3 separate regions of the Mus musculus genome follow, and regions 1 and 2 are each linked to region 3. The links are chromatin loops, found by intact Hi-C in ENCODE. Cell type or tissue: heart. All regions are shown on one strand.

Region 1 (8,000 bases), 85 kb before region 3:
TTATTTCTGATTGGTGAATAAAGATGCCAATGGCCAATAGTTGGGCAGAAGAGACATAGGTGGGGTTTGCGTTCCTGGGCTAGGGAATTGGAGGAAAACCATGAGGGAGAAGGAAGGTGAAGGAGGAAGGAAGCTGACATGGGTTAGGTGAGTCATGAAAACATGGCCCTGAGGACTGGCCAATTGGAGTTAAGAAAAGCTCAGATGAAACTTAGTAAGTAATAGCTCAGGGTTATTGTTAGGAAAGTAGATTCTAATAACATAGAGGATAGATATCTGCCCAGCAGGGGTTATAAGGTGTCCACTATACCTAGCCAGCACTCCTCTTTTCTTTATAACATTTCTAATCTCAGGCATCTAGCTGTAGCAGTTGAAAATAGACTAAGTAAGATTCTGGGTGAAGTTCACAGATGCCATCTACGGCATATTTTGGGGACACACACACCTCTCAGTTGCAGCATAAAGTCCAGCGGGACTCAGACACCTGCCCAGTTCCCCAGAGCCTGAGCATGCCTAATGGCTCTCTTGTCTTGAGTGGTAAAGCATGTCCCACCTAGTGGAGTGGTGTCTGCAGATGTGGAATTCAGAGATGGGCAGCCCCAGGCAGAGATCTCTTGCCTTGGGAGGGAGCTGTGGTTGTTTGGCTCTACTGTGCAATTTTGAGGCTGACCAATCCCTTCAGAGGATAGAGGGCTCATGTTTTATGGACAGAGGATGCAGAGCTCTCAGCAAACAAGGCGCTCATTAAACTCTCAGCCTTTGAGTGCACACTGTGTGGTAGCTAGTGGCAGTGTTCTCTCTGGGGGCCATGAGGTGGCCAGTTTGGCTCCTGTATTCTGGACAGAAATGTAAACTCCTGCGGCACAAGCATGGGGTGGCTGTGAGAGAGGAGGAACCCATGAAAATGATGGTGTGGCTGAGCAGGCTTGACATCGCTTGGAGTTGGAGGTCAGCTCAGATGAGCATCAGCATCTCCCGGGCTGTGATCGGCTGCTTGCAAAGGCCACCCCACCAAGAGCCAGTCCTTGAGAAAAGTATCTGTGCTGCCTGTGCCCGAGGTTGCATGTCTGTGGTGGTCTGGAGTCCCTTTATCAGATAGATGGTGATAGCTTGCTGCAGGGCCAGGGGTGGAGCCAGGGTCTTGTACATGCTCAGGATCAACTCTATTTGAATGATATCCTTAGTCCTTGGTTACTGCTGACTGACCCAGTGCCTTGTGCATGCTAACTGAACACTCTAGCCCTGAACAACACCTCAGTTCTCAGTTCTTACTGACTCTAAAGTTTCCCTAAGGTCCACATAGCCACTTTGAGGAAAACTTTTCTCTTAACCCCCTCTACCCCCATCCTTCTCCAGAAGTCCAGAGACACAGAATGGGTCCCCATGTCAGCTAAGCCATGTTTCAGCCTGCGGCCACTTGCATAAACAGTGTATTTTATATTGAGCCAGTTCCTTGCCTTTCAATGTAGCACATTCTAAGGCCAGAAAAGCAGACACCGCACTCCTATCAGGATCTGGTGTTGGTTCTGTTTTTCCTGTGGGGATCTTAGCAGCCTCAACTGCCCCATCTATAGAGATATCCTAGACTGTGTCAGGACACTGCGTGAAACCAGAGAATGCATATGGAATAGTGTCTGGATAGGAAGGCTATAAGGAAGGGATGGTTGATAATATTTTGGGTCCATTTCCTCTGATAGTGCAGGTAATATGTTTTTCCTTAAGTAGAATAGAAAATTGGCTTCTTTGTGCTGTGCTATGTGTGTGTGTTACTGTGTTTATATGTGTGTAATTGTGTATATGTGAGTGTGTGTATGTGTTTGTGTATATTTATATGTATGAGTGTGCGTATGTATGTGTGTTACACGTGCGTGCATGTGGAATAGTTAGTAGACATGCAGGATGGGCAAGAAAACTATAAATCTGTGTGGACTCTCACTTAGAATAGAAATCATGGGCTGGAGAGATGGCTCAGTGGTTGAGAGCACTGACTGCTCTTCCAGAGGTCCTGAGTTCAATTCCCAGCAACTACATGGTGGCTCACAACCATCTGTAATGAGGTCTGGCACTCTCTTCTGGCATGCAGGCACATATGCAGGTAGAACACTGTATATAATAAGTAATCTTTAAAAAAAGAATAGAAGTCACTTTCATGAGCTACAAAATTAAAGACTAGGGCTGACAGGTAAGGAGGAGGCAGGGTCATCTTAGTCATTAGAGTGCTTGCTGTGTAAATCTCTCTCTCTCTCTCTCTCTCTCTCTCTCTCTCTCTCTATATATATATATATATATATATATATATATATATATATATATATATATCTTTGTCTCTCTCTCTTTCTATCTCTCCCTGACTCTCCTTTAGGTCTAGTCTTTTTGAATCAAGGGAAGTGACTTTCTATTTCAAGTGGCTGTCCCCACAGTGCTTTCCTGCCCATCAGTGTCTGCTCCAGTCTATACCATGTCTCAGCCCAGGGTCATGCTGTGTAAACACCTGGCACCATGTTCCTCCCATGGTCTGATTTTTTTTTTTAAGCAAAGTATCCAGAAGGGGAGAGAGTATTCTGAACAGATCAAACAAGCAATAAAACCAGCCATTGTCCTCGAGGGTCTTAATGGAAGACTCTCTTCTATTCTCCAGTGTCTCTGTTGGCATTTGATCAGTGCTGGCTGACCTATTGGCATACATACACAAATTACTAAGCACATGGGCAGTGGTGGTCATTCTCCATTCTGCCAAGATACTTCTGAGCGAAGGCTGGCTCCTGCAGCTTCTGGGAAATAGCTGTTGAGGATTTAGGAGTGTTGCCACCTGACTGTTAAACTATCAATGGCTGGACATTGGCCAGTGTAGGCATACTTACATCATGGAACTTGAAACAGCTTCACATAGGGGATTTGATTTTCTTCCTAGGGAATCAGTTTATCAGCATTCCACCATAATTCCCCCACCCCTCCCCAGCCACATCAACTTCCTTCTGTCCCTCTTCTGTGAGACAGAGTCTCTCTATGTAATCCAGGCCTTGAACTCTAAACCCTCTGCTCCTATCCCTAAAGAGCTGGGATTGCAGATGTGAGGCACCACATACTGCTTTGTCTTTTACCATCTATCACCCGAGAAAGTCACATTGTCTTCCTAGCCTTGTGCAGAGGGGAAACATTCAACATTCAACAATGCTTTTCTTGGTCCTGGGATACTTTGCCTCCAAGAAGAATGAAAAGTTGCTTTGGTCAAAGCTGGGCCACTGGAAAGGATCTGGCTGGTTCTGGGCAGGTATATAGTAGGATTACAGATGATCCAGCCTCCTCTCCTACAGCTCAGCCTGGAGATGCAGCTCAGAGGGTAAAGGTTTTTGTGAGTGTCGCACTGTGAGTTTGACTGTCACCTTTAGATAATTCTATGGCTTGAAGAAACAGAGGCAGGAATGTGAGCTTGGGTTTGCATGCAGGGAAATTTTCCTCTGGAAAAGAACTTGTCATCTGGGGTGATGATAGAAGACCTTCATCTTGCAGCCTGGCTCACTTTCTAGCTGGGTTTTGGCTCTGCCAACCCCAAGATTAGAATCGGGGTTTCTCAAGGAGTAATTCATTTTTGGAGTGCTCCTTGTGTTCTGAAATTTCAGCATGCCAATGCTAAACGATTCCTTGAGGGAGAACAATCCTCCCTTCAGACACTCCAAGGCTAACGTGGTTGAGATTGACAGATAGGCAAAACATTGAGAAACTTGGCTTTTTTTCTTTTCAAAATATATTTAACTTCAGTAAGCTGTAAGCCAAGCCCCTCGCAGATGGCAGACAACTTAATTGCTGTGGTCAACTTGTCTGACATTTTTTGGATGGTGTTGGGTGCTATAGTAATCCGCTGAAAACAGATCTCAGCCCACACAAAGGCATGCACAGGGTTTAGCATCTCCACTTGGCCGCCGGAGCCCCTGTTCATGGGTGCACCATCCCCCACTTCACCAACCAAGCTCTGGTGCAACTTGCAAACACAGCGTGTATTTCTTGGATAGAAAATTCAAGAGAGGCCCAGGACGAACTGAGTCAGCACTGTTGTTTCTTCATGGGAGCCTTGAGACAGTGGTGACCTCAGCTGGCTGTGTTTCTATTTAATCCGTCTTCCCACAGTTGGCTTGGGTTCTGGGCCTCCAGTGTCACTTTCACATCTTGTCCTCAAGGTGGCGCTAGATGTGCGTTGTAATACGGGCGTTGGGCGCCTTTTTTTTTTGGACTGGCTTCTAGGTGTGAGGCATTACGCATTTTCTGCTCTTTGTACCCGTGTACTATAAAGGCTGTTCTCTGAGCCCGTGATTTCTGATTCCACATAGAGGGTATAATTTGGGGGATGTGAGGAAACGTTCAGTTTGAACACTGCAGTGAGTCACCGAGCTTATGGCCACCTTCCCAGCAGAGTTAAAAATAAAGCACCATAGCATATCCATGTTTACATCAACGATCTCTGTTTATAGTAAACACACCGAGAACAGGCAGCAGTCAGTGGTCCATGCTCTCGTGTTCTCTCTCTCTCTCCCTGCCCTTCTCTGGCTCCTCAGGGGTTTCTTCCATCACGCTTCACACGGGTGTTTGAGGTAGGGTCTCTCACTGAACCTAGAGTTTGTTTTCTGGTAGCCTGGCTAACCACTGCAGCCCCTGGATCTCTCGGATCACACCTACCTGTGCCTGGCTCTTACATGCGTGCTAGAGACATGAACTGCAGCAAGCACTTTATCCATATCCACAGAGTCATCCCCCTGCCCTTTCTGACACATCTTTGGAATAGATGTGCTCTGGATAGTTAGTTGCTGGTTCAGGGGACACTGCCCCACAGATTAGGTTCCAGTTTAGAAAGGAGGTTCTCTGCCCGGAACACATGACAGTTGCTGGGCAGCCTGGGACAACACACAGGTCTGGGCCCCTTACTCAGAGGAGTCACCTGTGGGGTCTGGTGTCGTCACTGTGGTATCAAGGGTAGCAGGATGCTCAGATTTGCACTGCATTAGCTGTGTGACGTATGCAAGCCACTCCCTCATAAAGCCTTACTTTATAAATTATACACGTGATAAGGGTACATGGGTTGGGGACTGGGAAGATGGCCCAGTGGGTAAAGGACTTGCCACACAAGTGTGAGGACATGACTTCAGATTCCCAGAAGCCCATCAAGGTAGCCTGCATCTATAATCTCAATGTTCCTACGGTGAGATGAGAGGCAGAGACAGCAGCAAGAAGCTTGGAGGCCAGCTAGCCTGGTGTGAACTGCTAGCCTGGTGTGCACTGCTAGCCTGGTGTGCACTGCTAGCCTGGTGTGTACTGCTAGCCTGGTGTGCACTGCTAGCCTGGTGTGCACTGCTAGCCTGGTGTGAACTGCTAGCCTGGTATGAACTGCTAGCCTGGTGTGAACTGCTAGCCTGGTGTGTACTGCTAGCCTGGTGTGTACTGCTAACCTGGTGTGCACTGCTAGCCTGGTGTGCACTGCTAGCCTGGTGTGTATGGCATACAAGAGACCAGTCTCTAAGAAGGTGGAAGATAAGGACTAATATCTGAGGTTGTTCCCTGGTGCAACATACCACACACATACTCTGGTACATGCCTGCTTGCACCCCATTCAATACACACACAGATCACACACACTCACACATACACAAGCACTTACACATGCAAACCACACACATATACCACACACACACATACACAGCCCACACCACACTACACATACACACCCATACCACATTACACATACATGTAGCATACATATACTGTACACATTTCACAAACAGGTCACACACACATACCATACCACACACACGCTACATACACAGTCACATCTATACCACACATACAAACCACATACACATATATCACAGCACACACCACACACACACACACACACACACACACACACACGCACGCACGCACACACACACACACACACACACACACGCACACACACACACACACACACTACTCAGGAACATGGAAAGAGTGATTAAGATGAGGCTGTCCAGGGTCTCTGATCAGCCATGACAGTTGTCCCTTTAGGTGGGGTCAGGATCTGGATCCACACAGGGGACAACCACATGAGAACACAGGGAGAAGGTGACAAAGTATAGGAAGAGGCTTCATCAGAAGCCAGATCAGGGAAGGCAGAGGTGAGGCGTGCAGGTGCGGACAGAAAGCCTCTGTCCGAGTGAGGGGGTAAGAGTTGATATCCGCTGGGTGCTAAAGACTGTAAGCCACGAGTAAGCCCAACCAAAAAGGCTTAAGTAGCAAGTCAGTACAGCACATACCTCACATGCCTCACCCTGCTGCAACTCACTCACTGCGGACTTCAAAGACCGGGGCTTCTTCCTTATTCCTGCTGCTGTCTCTTTGGGATGGCTGCCGCTTTGTCTGGCTGCAAGATGGCTGCTCCTACCTCTCCGAGGCAGGTCTTCCTTCTCCCATGTGGCTCTTTACCAGGAAGGGATAGTTACTGCTTCCCAGCCCCAGGGCTCCTTGGTCAGTCTGGGGCACTGAGTCCCTTTATGGCCAGTCTGGGCACTTTCTCAGACTCATTGGGATCACACTGCACAGCCCCTCCCCCTACCTCTGGGAGAGCAGAGTATTGGCTCATACGTTCTGAGAGGCTAATATATATTCCACGATATATATGTTTTAAAGATTTAAATTAATTTTTTTTTTTTTAAAGATTTATTTATTTATTATATGTAAGTACACTGTAGCTGTCTTCAGACGCACCAGAAGAGGGCATCAGATCTCATTACGGGTGGTTGTGAGCCACCATGTGGTTGCTGGGATTTGAACTTCGGACCTTTGGAAGAGCAGTCGGGTGCTCTTACCCACTGAGCCATCTCACCAGCCCCTTAAATTAATTTTTAATGATGTGTGTGTGCATGTGCCTGTGCATATGAGCACATGGGCACAGGTGCTGACAGAGGCCGGAAGACAGCAGAAATCCTCTGGAGTTGGAGTTACAGATGCTTGTGAGCCACCTGACATGGGGTGCTGGGGACTGAACTCTGGTCCTCTGTAAGACTGGCAAGTGCTATTAACCACTGAGTCATGTCTTCAGCCTCTATGTTTAATTTAAAAAAAAAAGATTTATTTTTATTGTGTCTGTGTGGTGGTGGTGATATGTGTATGTGGTGTGGTGTGGTGTGGTATGGTATGTGGTATGTAACTGTGTTGTATGTGGTGTGTGCGTGTGGTGTATGTTGTGCTAGTGTGTATGTATGGTAGGTTTGTGGTCTGTATGTGTGTGTTGTATGTGATATGTGGTATGTAAGGGTGTTGTATGTGTGTTGTATGTGGTGTGTGTGTGTGGTGTGGTATGAGGCATGTATGTGTGTTGTATGTGGTGTGTATTGTGTGATGTGGTGTGTATATGTGTGTTGTGTGTGTGTGTAGTGGGTATTGTGGTATGTGTTGTATGTATGTGGTGTGTGTATGTGTGTGGTGGGCATTGTGCTGTGTGTTGTGTGTGTGTGCTGTGTGCATATATGCATGCACATGCCGAAGTACGCATACGTAGGTCAGAGGACGACTTGCAGAAACTGGTCCTCTGCTTGCATCATGCGGGCCCAGACTGAACTGAGATTTCAGGCTTGGCTACAGTGACTTTACCCACAAGCTGTCTCACTAGCTCCTCTTTCTGAAGATTTCAATCGACTCCATATCCCAACCTCTGAAATGTGGGGTGAGGGCGGTACTTGCTTTCTTTCTTCTCCTGTCTGGGACCCTTCATCAGACAGAGGCAGGCTATCCCTATCACTGCTGGTTGCCCCTGTGAAGGATTCCCCCCTCCCTCAGGGAGGTTCTTGATGTTCTACCCACTTCTGTTCCTCATGTAGTGTGGAACTTGGAGAATCCTCCATCCCATGAGAGGTGACTTTCCAGTGACATGTTGCAGAGATCTAAGTATGAAACTGACCTGACGTTGGAGGAAAGATGCTGGCTGAGTAGGACGGTGGGAACAAGGCACGTGGGAACACACTTGGCCTGCAGGG
Region 2 (8,000 bases), 110 kb after region 3:
TCGGGGGGTCTTTCGCCTTCTCTATCAAGCTCTCCCAATAAACATGTGCAGAAGAATCCTGTCGTGGCATCTTCCTTGCTGGCGAATTGGGCGTCCACATGTGTGTGTGCATGTGTGCATGTGTGTGCATGTACTATGAATATATGTGTGTGTGAGTATGTGTAAGTGAGTGTGTGTGCATGTGTGTGCATTCACTGTGTGAGTATATGTGTGAGTATGTGAGTGTGTGTGTGTGTGTGCATGTGCGTGCGTGTGTATGTGTGCACACGTGTGCATGCAATGTGTGCGTATGTGTGTGTGTCTAAGACCTTTGTGGGGTCAGTTTCCCTCTTTCACCTTTACTTGAGTTCTGGAGATGGAACTCAGGTCCCCAGGCTTGTACACTGAGGATCTTTACCCTCTAAGTCATCTGCTTGTACTAATTTCTCAAACGTTTATTTAACAGTGTTAGAGAGAGTTGTGCAGCCTCATTGTGAACCAGCTCACCATGGAACTTCCGATCTCTGTGCCTCCAGTTACCTCCTCTCTCACTGCCCCTCCCTCCCAGCATCTCAATTTAGAGGAATATATAAATATTCCTGAAAAGTAGAATCTAGCACTACCCATCACTAGCAGCCTTTGAATACCACCGACTGTCTATCTGATGTTCCTATCTCCTGAGGTCTCATGATTTATTCAGTTGGGAATTAATCAGCTGACCCCTGGCCTGCATGTCTACATTTCTCCCACTATCTCTTCCCTCCCCCACCCCTGGAAATGTCTAATTTTTTTATTTGCTCTTGGTTAGGTGAGCCGAAGGAAGAAATATTTCATCCTTGTGGTTTCCACATGTTCAGTGCCCCTGTTTTCTTGGTTATGTGCACACAGGGTTTTAAAGAATGAAACACTGAGTGGAATCTCCTCCACTCTATGCCTCCTCCAAACACTGATTCTGTTGAGTTTCGGTTTCTTTAGAGTGCTTTCCTGTTTCAGTAAGCCCCTTTATCTCTTCATCTCCCGCCTTGGCCCACCTCCGCTATTTTGGGGTGTGTGCATGTGTGTTTACACTGATGTTAACATTTCACTAATGTTCTTTCTGAGATCTGTGAGCCTGAGGAAGAGAGGCTGAGCCCTTCACTGAAGGTTCATCTTCACATGGTGTCCAAGTGCAGGAGCCCCAGACATGTCTTCAGCGGCAGGCTCTTGCTCCGCTCTTGGCTTGGGACCAGGCCTGGACCTTCGCAGCCATCTATGATTGGGCTTGGAAGCACCAGCCTCAGGAGCTTTCACAGTCCTTCCATCTGAACTTTTCCTTGGCCAGAGCCTCCCAGCTGTGACCTGCTCAGCCTTTCTGGTTCTCCCAGGAAAGTAGAAGAAATAGACATCAGCTATAGCACCTATGGGTGTCACGGGGGATGCCACCAACTACAGAGCTTCCAAAGAGAATGTCCATTTTCATCGAGTGGTCCTTTTTCAAATGTTTGCTCTCTCCTCATCTATAGAACTGATATCAACCCTGGCTCACTGGGCTGGACTCTCACATGTTAGGAAAAGCTTGCTTCTTGTACAGCACGTTGCCTGCCATCTCCTGCTTTGAATGCTCACTTACAAGAGTCTTTGATCTTTTACCACAGTTTGTTCCCCTGAGGCTACCCACCCTGCCTGCTGTGTTTCGGAGGTACACATTCAATGATCAGATTTTGATTTTCAGATATCGTTTGACGATGGAGTATTTCATGTCAAACAGTTGCCAAATATTTTTGAGTTCTCCAGTACTAACTTTCCATTGCCAAATATATCTCTGGTCTGCATAGTAAGTCATGTGTAAGAGCCTCCCTCCCTCCTCTGAGTCACCGGGGTTTGTTTCTGACTTTTTCGAGTTTCATTCCAATTGGTAGCATGTTAACTTTTCCTCTTAGACAAGCCTTCTGTGAACCATTTATCTAGATTCGATTCTCTGCAGAAAAGTGTGTTCTAACTGCCCCACCCCTCGTATGGAAGAATGACACTGTTCATAACACAGACTGCAGAACGCACTCCAGACAGGAGTGACTTTTCAGATGGTGTGATAAGTCTTGCAGAATCTCTGTGAGATCAGGGAGTATTTGGTTGCTATGTAACAACCACCACCAGGGGAAACATCCACTCACACACGCTTCAACCCCTTCCTCCAGCTACTGCCCTGTATCTGTTTCTAGGAACTGGACTTCAGAAACCCAGCCAGAAGGAACCGATGCACCCACTTCCATGGCCTCAGATGGCCATAGATGGCCTTGCTCATGCCCATTTGTCTCCTGCCAGCATCTGACTGAAGGATTCTACTCCAGAGCTAGAATTCCTCCCAGCATCTGGTACACCCGAATTCTGACAGCAGGAAAGGCAGCAGAGAAACCTGCTGCTCCATGCCAGCTTTGTTCTACAGGGGAGTACCAGCCTTCATGGCACTGACTTCCTGTGGCTCTGCCAAAGATGGATATAAAACAAACCAATTCCTTGTTTCCCTGGTGCTAGGGTTCTTACCTGTCTTCCCCACAGAAATTTATTTTCTCAAATGAAACGTGACACCAACAATCTCTCTTCAAACCTTCCCCAATCAAACTCACCATACTCAGTAGTGTTTTGGTTCTAGTCTCTGAGGGAGAATACAAGGATCTACAGAAAAGTGAATCCTGCTCACCAACACAGCAGAGAACCTGGTGTGAGCTAAGATAAACCCTTTCCTCCCCAAGTTGTGTATGATCATGGTATTCTCTCACAACAATGGAAACCCTGACTAAGAGAAAAGTTAACTCAGACTCAGGCAGACAAACACTCCAGGGCCTCTTTCATCATGGGTTCTGGCTCATGGATGTGTATATATGGGGGGGGGGGTGGAGGTTTGGGGTACAGTTAATGAAATTAGGCAGGAGACTGTGAGAAGGGGGAATACTGCTGAGGAAACTGTATCATCAAAGTAGAAAAGTGGCTGCCAAGACAGAAAGGCACAGGAAGGCCACGAGTGTGAAGGGAGAGAGACAAGAAACCAGGATATTTGAAAATGCCACAGTAAACTTAACACTTTGCTAATATTAGAAATAAAAGAGGGATTATACATGAGAGGCAACAGTCTTAGAAAAACAGGTTTGATCTGAGGAAAGAGAATTAATTGATGGCTCTGTAAATAAATGAGCGTTTAAATCTTCACCAAAAAACCAAAAACCAAAACAAACCAACCAACCAAACAACCAAACAACCCCCACAAATAAGAGTCACACTGTGACATGCTTTATCCACCAGGATAGCTCACAGGAAGAAGGAAAGACAGACAGCAATAAGCATTCGCGGTGAAGCTGCTTTGAAATACGGTTTGAAAATTCCCCAAAGAAGCTGATCTTGGGGTAGTCATCTGACTTAGTGGTTCCATTCCAGGAGCATCAAGAACAGGTGTCTACACAGACATCTGTACACCTGTGTTCCTGGCAGCGCTGTCCATCATAACCAGAGGACGAGAAGGCAGACACTGTCAGATGAGGAACGGAGAGACAAAACAGGACAGATCGTTGGCTATCAAAGAATGAACTGAACCCACACTCAGCTTGGGTAGAAACCGAAGCCTGTGTGTTCAGTAAAGAACACTAACCACAGAATGCCGGCTCCTGTTTGGTTCTGTGTGCATCACACTCTGTAGTAATCAAGTACCCCAAGACAGAAAACAGATTGGTGATTGCCAAGGGTTTCAGGGAAACACAGAGAGAATTGTTAACTGGACTAGGGACGCAGCTCAGTGATGAATGGCTTGCTTGGCCCAGTGTTCAGTTCCCAGCACAAACAACAGAAATGCAGGGAATGGGAGACCCTCTTGGTGCATTAGGTTTTCTTTAAGGCTGTGTGCTTTATAAAGGTGAATTGTGGTGTGTCAATACCTGGGAGTATTTGGATCTTACCCAGAGCATTGCTCATGTGGTCCAGAATCATTCACAGTCTGCCCATTGCGTGAGGTATAGTCCTAACTTAACTATAGAGCCTAAGAGTTAAAACAAAATGTGAGATCATAGTCCCATATTGCAACTTTAAAATTAAATGGAAAGAAAAAGAGAGGAGGTGGCATAGAGGGGGGTGCAGGAGAGAGGGCACAGGAGAGGGGGACATAGGAGAGAGGGGCACAGAATAAGAGGGGATGGCACAGATAGCTGTGGCAAAATACCTGAGACAAACCCTGGAGAGAGAATTTACTTTTGGCTCTCGATTTCAGAGGTTTCAAGCCCAGGTTAACTGGCTCCACAGCTCTGGGCCTGAGGCAAGGCAGAATACCAGGATGGCAAGAGTGTGCATTGGAAGCAAAAAGCAGAGATGACCAGAAGGGACCAGAATTGAGATACCCTCTATGTCCTACTTCTTCACCTAGCCCCACCTCTACCACCAGCTGGAGACCAAGCCTTGAAACTAGGAGCCTATGGGGAACATGCATATTTAAACCCTACCAATAGATAAAGGTTAAAGAGTTAGGAACTTAAAAACCATTAGCTGTAATAAAGTCAAATTTAATTTAAAAAATACAAGGCACAGAAGCCAATCTAAGAGAGAGAGAGAGAGAGAGAGAGAGAGAGAGAGAGATCCCAAAACAGATAGACAAACAAAAAACCCACAAAGGGAGAAAAAACCATTGACGCAAATTAACTTAAAAAATAGACATTGCTGCCCTCTGACCCAGAGGAAATAACAAGACCCAGGCTTCCTGCCTCACATACTACTTGACATCTGGACACAACAGACTAGGCAGCTCTTCTAGAAATGCACTGTAGATAGTTTGGTGCTATTGTTAGTCTGTTTCCCATTGTTACAATGTAGCATCTGAGGTGTAGCGGATAAAGGAAAGAGGTTTATTTAGTTTAGAGAGGCTGAAATCCAGGTAGTTGCACTGCCTTCTTCTGAGGAGGGTTCCCTAGGCTAGGGCACAGTCTCATATCAATATAAGTGGCATTATGGAGGAATTTTGTGTGAGAGACAGAGATCTCATGGCAAGAAAGAAAACCAGAATATGGGAGAAATTGGATTCACTCATTTTTTTTTCCAAATTGAAACCTTAATAAGGGTTGTGCAAAACAGTGAGTTCGGTTGCAACGTGTATATAACGCTCTGCTCATATCCTTGAATTGTCCTCTACCCTCCCTCTGGAACTCTTCCTCCTCTAAAATAGAGTTAGTCTTTTCAGTCTTGGGAGAAAAAGATCCCAAGGGAGCTACACTAATCCCTTCTGAGGGCTGTACCCTCTACCCACTCCTTAGCAGTCTCAACATACCTTGTGTCTCCACTCTGGAGACCAAGCCCCTAATAAATGAACCCTTAGGGAGCATTTGATAATAGATGAGCCCCAATAATAGATGAGCCTCAATAATGGGCAAACTGAAGGTTAAACTCTACAAGTGCCTGGCTTTCTATCTTGAGGCATTTTTCAGATGACAGATGCAGACGTTGCATCCTAAGCAGAGCCCAGAAGCTTCAGTGAGTTGAAGAGGTAGCCATGACAGTTCAGGGAGGAGGTAAAAGTAATATTATGAAAAAGTTACAGAGCAGAGTTCCAAACAGAAGGAAGCTACTCAAAACAATAGCTGCAAAATTTGCATGGGGACTTTTGTGGGTTTTGCTGAGTATTACAGTTTGTGCCTCTGCAGCATGAACCTCAGTATCTATAGGTAGACAATGACCAGGGAGCGACAAGATAACTCAAGGACCAGGCCCCGTGGAAGGATATTAAAATTCTGACTTGTCAGAGCAGAGGCTCCATACAGAACAGCCTGGAGAAGCCACTCCCACTGGGGGCAGCATCAAACCCTGCTGGGGCATCCTTGCTTTAGATTTCCCCTGGAAAAGCATAAGCTGGCCTTCTAGGCATCTGGCCTCCAGGTTACTTAGCTACCTTCCCAAGTGAAGCCCTGCAGCCTATAAAGAAACCCAGAGTTGTCTGCACCCCAAATCAAACTATACATAGCATCTTCCAGACCTTGTATAGCCCAAACAAGAAAGGAGCAAAAAGACGACTTGGTCACACGCTGGTCAAGAAACCTGTCACCATGCAATGTAAGTCAGGAAGAGTTCAAAATCTGAGAACTTCAGTGATGTGAAGACAAGCTAAAGTCCTCCACTACAATGTTCCTTGAAGACACCAAAGAGGACAGGCAGAAGATAATGGCCGTAGTGTTTCCAAATATGATGAAAATCACTTAGCTAAGCACCTAAGAAGCCTACTATAGGACACACACGCACGCGCACGCACACACATGTATACAGTCCATTATAAAACCCCATAATAAGATAGCTTAAAAGAAGGATAGAAAAATTCTCGTGTGCACAGAGAGAAAAGGAACATCTGTGCAAAGAGAATAAGAGTGGCCGTGGATTTCTCTCAGAAACCATGCAACGCCAAAGAGAAAACCAGGCTGTGTTAAATGCTAAGCAGACTGACAGATAGTAAATAAGCCCTAGTAGCCTGTAATCGTATACGCGTGGAAAATAACCGTCTGGCAATGGAAGCAAAATAGTTTGGAAATAAACACCAGCTCTGCTCCACTTCTAGGGACCCACTGTAAATTTAGGAGAGTAAATTTAAACTAAGTCCCTTAAACCACAGGAATACAAAACCTATGGCTGCATGATTTAAAGACTACCCTGTGCTGCCAAGCATTTGGATGGATACACTCGAAATGTTTGCCTTGTTAAAATTTTTCTTTTAAAGTTACTTAAGGGTCAGGAGGTGGCTCAGCGGGCAAAGGTGCCACCAGAGGTGACAATATGAATAATCCTAGGATTGTAAGGTAGGAGAAAAGAAGTTCTCCTTTGACCTTTTGTATGTGAGCATGTATGTACACACTCCCCACATAAGAGAAGTGAACTTAACTTTTTAAGTCACCTAAAATATGCCAGGTGTGATCTGCCAGGTGTGCTCTGTCAGGTGTGATCTGCCAGGTGTGATCTGCCAGGTGTGCTCTGTCAGGTGTGATCTGCCAGGTGTGCTCTGTCAGGTGTGATTTGCCAGATGTGGTGCCTGCCTTTAATTCCAGCACTAGGGAAGTAGAGGCAGGCAGATCTTGGGGTTACACAGTGAAACCTTGCTTTTAGAAAAAGGTTCTTAAAATGTAAGGCGAAATAGCAAAAACATATTTTTCAGTTAAAATTACATGAGAAATAAAGCAGCCCAACAGAAACCTGGCAAAAGCATAAGATTTTAAGGACGCTGCAGTACCTGTGGAGTGGCTGAGCTGCTGAGGGTTGAGTGTCTTAGAATGAGTGTGTCTTAGACTATGCACATTTAAACACAGAGAGTATAGCTTTTTACCCAGTAGTACGTATAAAATAGAGCCTATGCATCCACCCCAGAAGAGAGTTAGAATGGGAAGAAAGGGTTCCCATTTAGGAAACAGAGATTTAGGAAAGCAAAATGGCAGACTCACTCGACTGTCCTGTAACTACACGATGCACACTGGTAACACTCTGGTCAAAAGGCTGAGCCTGTATGATGGTAAAAATACTCAGAAGATGGGCAAGGGTGAGCTACTCAAAACCTAGTTTTAAACGAGTCAGTAAAGACAGGAAAAATCAAAGGGCCAGGAAGGGACACAAGCACAAATACTCAAAACTAAGCAGATGTGATTCTGCTGGCATCGGGAAGTGACAGGGAGGAGGGATGGTTCCTTCTGACAGAGGTCCAGAGAATCACAGAGAAATAACACTAATCCCAGTGTGCACAAAGATGGAAGCAAAACCAGCCAGAGCCCAAGGGGAAGTGGGCAGATCTGATAGGACGAGAAAACAGGGGCCAATGAGAGGGCTCAGTGGGTTCAGGTACTTGCTGCGCAACCCTGGTGATCTGGGTTCAATTCCTGGAACCCACAGAAAAGTGGAAGGGGAGAATTAACTCCACAAAGTTGTCCCCTGACCACCATATGTGCACTATGGTATGAGCACTTCCACATTACACACACACACACACACACACACACACACACACACACACACACAACTGAAAGTTTCAACAAACAAACAGT
Region 3 (8,000 bases):
AGCCACTGTCCCAGGGAAAGGACACAGAGAATGAAAGCCTGTCTCTAAGCCAGCTCTAACAAGTTTGTAGCTTTGCTCAAATCACCTCACGTCCCTGGGCTTCAATTTTGTGTGACAGGAAGGTACACAGCAGGGGCTTTGGCTTGCTGGTTATTTTCAATCTCAGAGTCATCTGGGAGGATGAGGGCTTACCGAATGACGAATGACGTCAGCTCTAGGGACAGCCTTTACGACATCACACAAGAGCAACTGCAGGCCTGTAGCCACCATCTGACTGGTCGGAGGAACCCACTGCAGGGTGAAACGTGTGCGGGAATGTTGTAGGTTCATAGAACTATGTGTGGCATGACGCAGTTTACTGGGTTCCAGTGTGACCAGCTGAAGCTCAGGCCGCAACAGGGAGCGCGGCCTCAGTTGTCACGGAACTGTAGCTGCTTCTAGTGTCTGCCTTGGGAAGCCTGGACAAGGGCCAGGAGCTTGTGATGGGTGCCTGGGGAGACTGACATGGCTGGGCAGCCTCAGGGTTAGAGCCCAGCACTGTCCTCCTCTAAGTCTGAATGAGGCGAGGATCAGACTTAAAGGGTGAAGACGATGGGTGTGTTCTCATGTCTAAAACCCTAAATTAGATGTTGTGTATATGTGCATATGTGTGGAGGGCAGAGATCATCTGGGGTGTCTGTCCGTGGCTCATCCACTTCATCTTTTTGAAACTAGGGACCTGGGCTTGTGGATTAGGCTAGGCTAGCCAGTTAGCCAGAGAACCCCAGGGGTCTGCTTATCTCCACTCTTAGTACCAAGATTATGAACAGGCTCCACCATGCCCAGTGCTTTGCACAGATACTAAGGACCAAACTCAGGTTCTTAAGCTTGATCGTTAAGCACACAACTGAGGGGTCACCCCTCCCCCCCCCAGGATATGCTTATTCTATGGAACTATGAACTGGAAGTACATTAATTTTTATAGCTATGCTGTCGCTGAAGTGAAATTATAAAAGTGACAACAGCTCCCCGTAACCAGAAAATGCCCAGCTATAGAAGCACAGCCAATCTAAGAAACAGTACTCTAATGTGCAGATCTAAGAAACATTAATTAATATGCAGATGCTTCTTAATTTCATATTCTAGACCCTGAGGGATTATGAGGAGGTAACTCTGTGATTGGGGAGCCACACACGCAGGGTGCCCAACACCAGGCTCTCAGTGGTTGTCTTCTGCTATGGGTGAAAGGGTACTCATGGAGGAGTGGGCTGGCAGGCCTCTCTGGGGCAGGGGAAGGTGGGAGTGAGACGGGATGGGGTGGGAGGCTTGGGTAAGCTTTCCTTTCATTCTATTCTGTTGGCCAGGACCTAAATTTAGTGCCAGCTAAATAAAGGAATATTTTCAGGGCAAAAGGAGGTGATGGGGAGAGCACACTGCTTGCCTTGGCTCAGAATTCTTTATTCTTTGGGTGTCATTTTGCTGAGGGATCCCTGGAAACTGGGGGTGCGGTGGGGTGGGGGAGCCTAGAATGAGAAAGGAAGCAAAACTCATGGCCAAGGGTGTGAGTTGGAGAGAGGGGGCTGCTGTTTGACTAGAGGAAGTAGAGAATGGGGGATGGGTGGGGTCTTCTGTACCTCACACTCAGCAAGTCCAGAGCAAGGTAGTGGACTCTTTCCAGGCACCTGCTGCCCTTTCTGTGGGTGGGGCTTCCTGCCTGGTGGCTGATATCTACCCTCACACCATTTCCTGCCTGAGGCAGGGCTCTGGGGAAGCAGGTCAGCTGGCAAGCACGGCTGGAGTGTGGCTGAGAAGAGCTTTTTACCATATTGCCCACAAACTGTAGGCAATATCTCCCTTCTATGTTCCCAGTGACCGGTGGCCTTGCTCCATGTGTCAAAAATCTAGAGGCCCAGCCAGGATCCCCCACTCCCTACCCCGGACTTCCTGCGCCTCTGCATTGTCATGTGACTGTAAGAAAACTAGCTGCTAGTCAATCTTCAAGAAGGGAATTCCTCTGGGTTGAGGGAGTGTGCGCTGGGGATTACAGGAATATGTCTCCAGTAGACCTCAGCAGGCAAGCATCATGGGCTGCCCTGTAGGTATAGACAAAAATCAGACATGGAGTGTCCCATGCCACCCTGGCCTACCTCTGCCTCATAGCTTTGGGGCACTGGGTTACATTTGTATGTATGGAAATGTGCTCAGGTTATCTGTGGCAAGCCACCGTGAGACTTCTGTGGCTATGGAAGGTGGTGATCTTCTTCTGTATGAATGGAGGAGTCTTAGCTCTTGGTCTATGGAGGGATGAGAGGTTTTCACGGAAAGGAAGGGGCAGGAAGAGGCATGGGAAGCCAGGCTCAGCTCCCTCAAGCCTTCCTGACAGATGGTCAATGGCCTCTTCTTGGATTCTGGAGGCTGCCTCTGCCCTTTGAGATGTGTATTCACCTACTTGTTTTGAGGTTTCATGTTCAGGGGAGATGGGCATAGAAGCCTCTAGATGGGTTGAATAATGTACACTCAAACTCCTCTGACTGTGACCCTGCCTGGAAGATGAAGTCATGTTGAATTATTAGAATGGTACCTCATTGGTTAAATGACTGGTGTTCTTAGGAAAACAGAACACAGGAGAAGCCATGTTGGGGAAGGATTCAGAGGGCAAGGCTGTGTGGCTGCAAGTCAGCATCCTAGAGGTGACCAGAATCTGGGAGGGCCAGGAAGGGCCCTTCTGATTTTTTTTGCCCTGTGAACATCCTGATTCTAGACTTCCTTCCTCCACAACTAGGAGGGAATGGATTTTTGTTGTTGTTGTTGTTTTGTTTTGTTTTGTTTTTGTTTGTAGGTTAAGGACAACAGAAACATTACATGGATCATAGTGGCCCTAGGAAACGAATCCAACTGGGAAGCCCTTTCTTCAGGCACCCTGTCAGAACGCACAGGAGATGTGTTCTAGCATCTGGTAGGGAAGTGGCCCCAGGCGCCCAGCCTTTCCCGTTATCTTCCTCCGTGCTGGCTTCCGCTGTGGGGCCAAGGCAGCTGAAGGCAAGGCCTCCTTAGGACAGGAACGTGAGAGGAAGCCTAGCGTTGGCTCACGTTCCAAGTCAGATGGGAATCTTGGCTGTGGTGAAGACCCTTTTCCTTTGCGCTCAGGCTGTGTTCCAGAGATAAGGGAGAGGGGAGGAGCAGAGAGCTGGCTCCAGCAGAGAGGAAGCCATGGGAAGTCCTAGAGGATCAGTTTCCGGCTGATGACCCAGGCTTTGCAAAGGGGAGCTGGAGTCAGAGACCTGCTTTGCCAGAGCTCAGCCCCGACCAACTATGCAACTCAAGCAGGACACACTTCCCGGCTGCCTTAGTTTCTTGAGCAGAGGGGATGCCAAGCAGTGGTTACAGAGACCAAATGTGTGTCCTTGGCCAGGTTATGGGAGGCTCTGGTACATGGGATTGTGGGAAGAACACAGCCTCACATGTGATGACAGTTACTAGAGCACACAGTGAGGATGTGGTTGTCTTGGTGACGAATGCTGCTGTTTGGGCAATCCCTCTAGCCGAGATTGTCGAGATTGTGGTATTTAATGTTGACGTCCTTGGTTGGTTCTCATCTCTCCAAGGACTGGTTGCACTAGACTCTTGTCACCGTGACAAGAACCTGAGAGAAACGACGTGAAAGTAGAAAGAACTCTGGTCCCACAGCTTCTGCCCACAGTTCCCTCACACACTAAGATGGGCGGGCAATGACCGGGACATTGTGGTGACAGGAGTGAGGGTGGGGCTCCCCATGTGGTGGCCAGGAAGTAGAGAGGATGTCTTTCACATCTTCAATAATCCACCTCTTCCAGGTAGTCCTCCTAAACTTCCACTACCTCCCCAAATTACACCACCAGCCAGAGACTGAGCTCCCAAGGCATGATACTCCATATTTAGACCATGACAGGAGGGTCAGATTGTACCGTGGATAGATCAAGCTGCCCACACCTCCTCCCTGAATCATAACCGTTGTGCCACATGCTACTCTGACTTGAAGACGGAAGACAAACCATGTAACCAGCCATGTGACTCACACTGGCCTTGAACCCCAACTTGAAGGTGCCAAATGTTTCTGGGGCATGGAGGTCTCAGAAAACAACTTCTTTCTATAAGGCATTTCATATCACGGAGGCAGGGCCCTGTCCCCAACTCAGCTTCCAGGGAACAAGCCCTCCCAGAACAAAACCATAAATGGAGAAGGGCTTCAGAGGCAGCAACAGGGGTCATGGTCACGCCATTTCCTCACCAGCCTATTGTCTTTCCGTGTTACCTTGTTTGGGAATGGCCTTGGGACGGCTCAAACACCTGCTCTAGCACTCGAAGCAAACAGTGTCCCTTTGTCTACTTAGGTGATGTCAGTGGACCTTGGATCCAGTTCCTCACAGCCTTTCCCTCTCCCATTCTCTCACAAGGGACCTTCAAAGTGTGAGTTCTGCTGTCCCTGGGTAGGGAAGTTTTATTTTGGACCTGGCTGGTACTGCCTGCCGCTGTAATCAGCTCAGGCTGAAGGATGACTCCATCCATCTCTGGCCCTCTCTTGAACCCTGTTTCTCCCTCCCAAACACGGCAGCCTAGTTAACATGTTATAAACAGATTTCTGAGCTGTATGTTTGAGTGTTAGGACTTATCATAGCCTTGACCCTAAAAATAATCCAGAAATGGACCAGTTTGGTTAAAAGTTGGACTTTCTTGAATGTTAAACACTTTTGGCAAGAGCCAAAAGGTCTCTGCTTCTTTAGGAATGTTCTTTCTTAGAAGATATATACATATTTTACATACATACACACATATACATACATATGTACACATACATATGTACACACATATATATGGTACATATATACACATATGTATAACAACAACAACAATTATAAAAGTATAACAACAGCAACAATCACAATGGAAAATGATAGATTAAAGGATCTCATTGTAGCTCAGGCTGGCCTCATGTAGCTCAGGCTGGCCTCAAACTCACTGCATAGTTGAGGATGACACAGAACTCCTGATCCTCCTGACTCCACCTCCCAAAAGGTTACAGGCCTGTATCCCTGTACATAGTTTATGTGTGTTAGGAATTGAACCTGGGCCTTGAGTGTGCCGAGCAAGCAAGCACACCACCCAGCAGAGCCTTGTCTCCATTCCAGACAGTGGTTCATTGACCACGTCACTGACTCTATGATGGCTGGCATACCAACTCCTCAGGACAGCTGCAGACCAGTGTCTATCTGTGTTGAACATAGATGTAGAAATTCTCAACAAAACACTTGCAAACTGAATATAGGCACACATCCAAGAGATCACTCACAATGGTTAAGTTTGTTTATCTTAGAGCTGCAGGTATAGGTCAACATATGGAATCCATGAATAGAACATAATGTATATAAGTGGGCTTAAAGAAAAAAAAATCATACGATCTCAATAGATACAAGAAAGGCCTTTGACCAAATATAACATTCTTTCATGATTGAAAAATCCTAGGGATACTAAGGTCAGAGGCAACATACTTACCATAGCAAAAGTCACACAAGACAACCCCACAGCCAACATTATGCTAACCAGAGAAAAACTCAAAGCAGATACATTAAGATCAGACGCAAGATAGGGATGCCTGCTCTCTCCATTCCAATCTTAGCTAGAGAGGTAGGAAAGGGAGATAAGAGAGCCATAAGTGGAAACCAGGTAAAAAAAATAAACCTGTTGGTGGATGTGACGCTTGAGGTGAGACCCTAAGGGCTCGACCAGAAAACTAGAAAAGTGGTCAGCACTGTCATCTGAGTGGCAGGATCCAAAATTAACATAGCAAGATCAGTGGCCTTGCTATACACCAACAGACACACCGAGAAAGAGACCAGGGAGGCGGTTCTGTTTATAATAGCCTCAAAAGAGAAATAGAATACTGGCCCCTAAACCAAAAACTTTAAAACTCCAAGGAAAGAAATTGAAGAAGACACTAGATGCTGAAAGATCTTCTCAGCCCATGGATTGGTAGAATTGTTAGGGTAAAAGTAACCCTCCCACTAAAAGCAATTTACAGATTCAGTGCAAACCCTTATTGCTGCCATGTTTCTCAGAAAGCAAAACCAACCTTAAAAGTTACATAGAAACACAAAGACCCTGGATAGCCAAAACAATCCCTAGCAAAAATAATAATGGTGGAGGTATTACATTATTCATCTCCAGTTACACCACAGAGACATGTCAATAAATATAGCCCAGCTTTGGTACAATACACACACATAGATGAACGGACTAGAATACACAGCCCGGATTCGAACCCATAAAGCCACTCGATATTTGACAGACCCCCGAAATGCACACGAAGGAATGAGCGTTTTCAAGAATGGTGTTGGGAAAACTGGATGTCTACACGTAGAAGAATGAAGCTAGACCCTTGTCTCCTACTCCTACCTTTACCACAGCTGAAGCTACACTGCCTGGGTGGTGGCCCTGGTATGGAGGAATAGCAACAGCACCCACTCGGGGCATACCACTGCCCCCACGTGTCATGTGAGCTCTGACCTAAGCTAACCTACATAACCTTTGACCCTGAATGGCTTCCTTAACACCTTGCAAGATGAGACATTTTCTTCTATACCCTAGCAGATGCTTAACCTGCTGCTGGAAAGATTAATCACCCAATGTATATGAATGCCTGAGAGACTCTGTTCTCCTCTCTCTCCTGAGAAGGCAATCCATGGCCCACGTTATGACTCATGAGCCTGGCCCAGGGGCAACCATACCCAGTACCTGTGAAGAACATGGAGGTTGCCTAAGAATGTGCCACACAGTGTTGTCATCCTCCAAGGGAAACAACCCACCCATTTTATCTTATCACCCTCGCCCCATCAGCAGAGTGTTTCTGTATTTTATCGCTTCTTTGTGACCCAGGGTCCAAGGCAGTCAGCTGACAGTGCCATTAGAACCTCAGTGTACTCATATACCTGCCCCAGCTGGTTTGGGCTGGGCGTCAGAAGCAGTATCAGTGATTAGCTATGGAGATTCAGCAGCAAGCCTGGCTTCTGGGCCACCAGCTGGGACCAGTATTTCCCTGGGCATACCCTATTTTTTCCAGCCTAACTGCTTTGGGTGGCTTCTGTACCTGTGTGGGCCTTTCCATCCCCTGGTTCCCAGGCAGCATGAGGAAAGTCGTGCTGGGCCTTCTGCATCTCCCGCACCTTCCTCTTAGCCTTAGTTAGCTTTGCTTATCTTCAGGGAGTGGGTCGGAGTACTCAGGCTTTTCGCCAAAAGGCAGCCTCAGAACTCCACCTAGAAGCAGCAAGAAGGGTGTCTTGGGATTTCACTATCAAATGAAATAATTACAGGCCGGAGCCTCTCCTTAATTATTTATTTATTTGTGTGGTATTTTTGAGATGAGGTCTGGTGTTATATCCCTCGCTAGCCTGACACAGCCTAGGTTGGCTTCATATCATGGCGACGCTCATGTAAACTCTTCTTTTGATGTCCAACTTACTCTGACACTCCTGGCAGATGGCTTCTTCCTCCCCATTCTGACCTTTCTTGTACAGCGTGTGAAGCTCAAGGCTCATGTGATCAACCTGGAACCACCTGGAGAGTACCTAACACCACTTCCACGTCTCCAACTTGAGGTGAAGGTTCTGTGCCGTGTAAAGTAACACAGTCACAGGTCTCAGGAGTTAGGGTGTGGTCATATTGGGGTGTTTTCTCTCACTACCACAAATGCGATATACTACTAGTATTTCATATAGTTGCAATATGGTATAAAGTTAAGTGCATATGTCTATGAACAGGATGGGAAATGATGGAATACAGACTGGCCATTCTGAACTGATCAGGGTACACACCTGGGATGTGGGGAGTTGGGGGGAGGGGCGACATAGAAGTTAACTGTCGAAAGTATAGATTGAAATGATGATAAAGGATGGGCTAAGACTACTTAATAACACCCATTTATGTATCTGTCATCTGTCAATCACCTATCTATCTATCTATCTATCTATCTATCTATCTATCATCGATCT

What was found. Peaks named below come from ENCODE experiments on the same cell type or tissue, not always from the same donor. Only the 100,000 strongest peaks of a DNase experiment are listed, where the experiment ranks them.
Region 1: it touches region 3 in a loop (4-fold over the local background); 7 of 42 quality-filtered maps call a loop at or near these places.
Region 2: a loop joins it to region 3, with 3 times the contacts of the local background. A loop is called at or near these places in 6 of 42 quality-filtered maps.

What each region holds. Positions count from the first base shown.
Region 1 is chr16:95,941,774-95,949,773 of GRCm38, reverse strand. No RefSeq gene overlaps it. Among named protein-coding and RNA genes, the nearest start is that of 1600002D24Rik, 17 kb to the right of the region's middle. In heart, a CTCF peak has its summit at 4,155 (motif pointing right); a DNase peak (open chromatin) is centred at 4,113.
Region 2 is chr16:95,743,465-95,751,464 of GRCm38, reverse strand. No RefSeq gene overlaps it. Among named protein-coding and RNA genes, the nearest start is that of Ets2, 45 kb to the right of the region's middle. In heart, a CTCF peak has its summit at 2,114; a DNase peak (open chromatin) is centred at 1,094.
Region 3 is chr16:95,856,546-95,864,545 of GRCm38, reverse strand. The region is part of intron 1 of 1600002D24Rik (RIKEN cDNA 1600002D24 gene); the gene reads left to right. Among named protein-coding and RNA genes, the nearest start is that of Gm32130, 58 kb to the right of the region's middle. In heart, no CTCF peak of the experiment used is centred here; DNase peaks (open chromatin) are centred at 285, 1,775, 3,075 and 4,235; H3K27ac peaks cover 4,538 bases.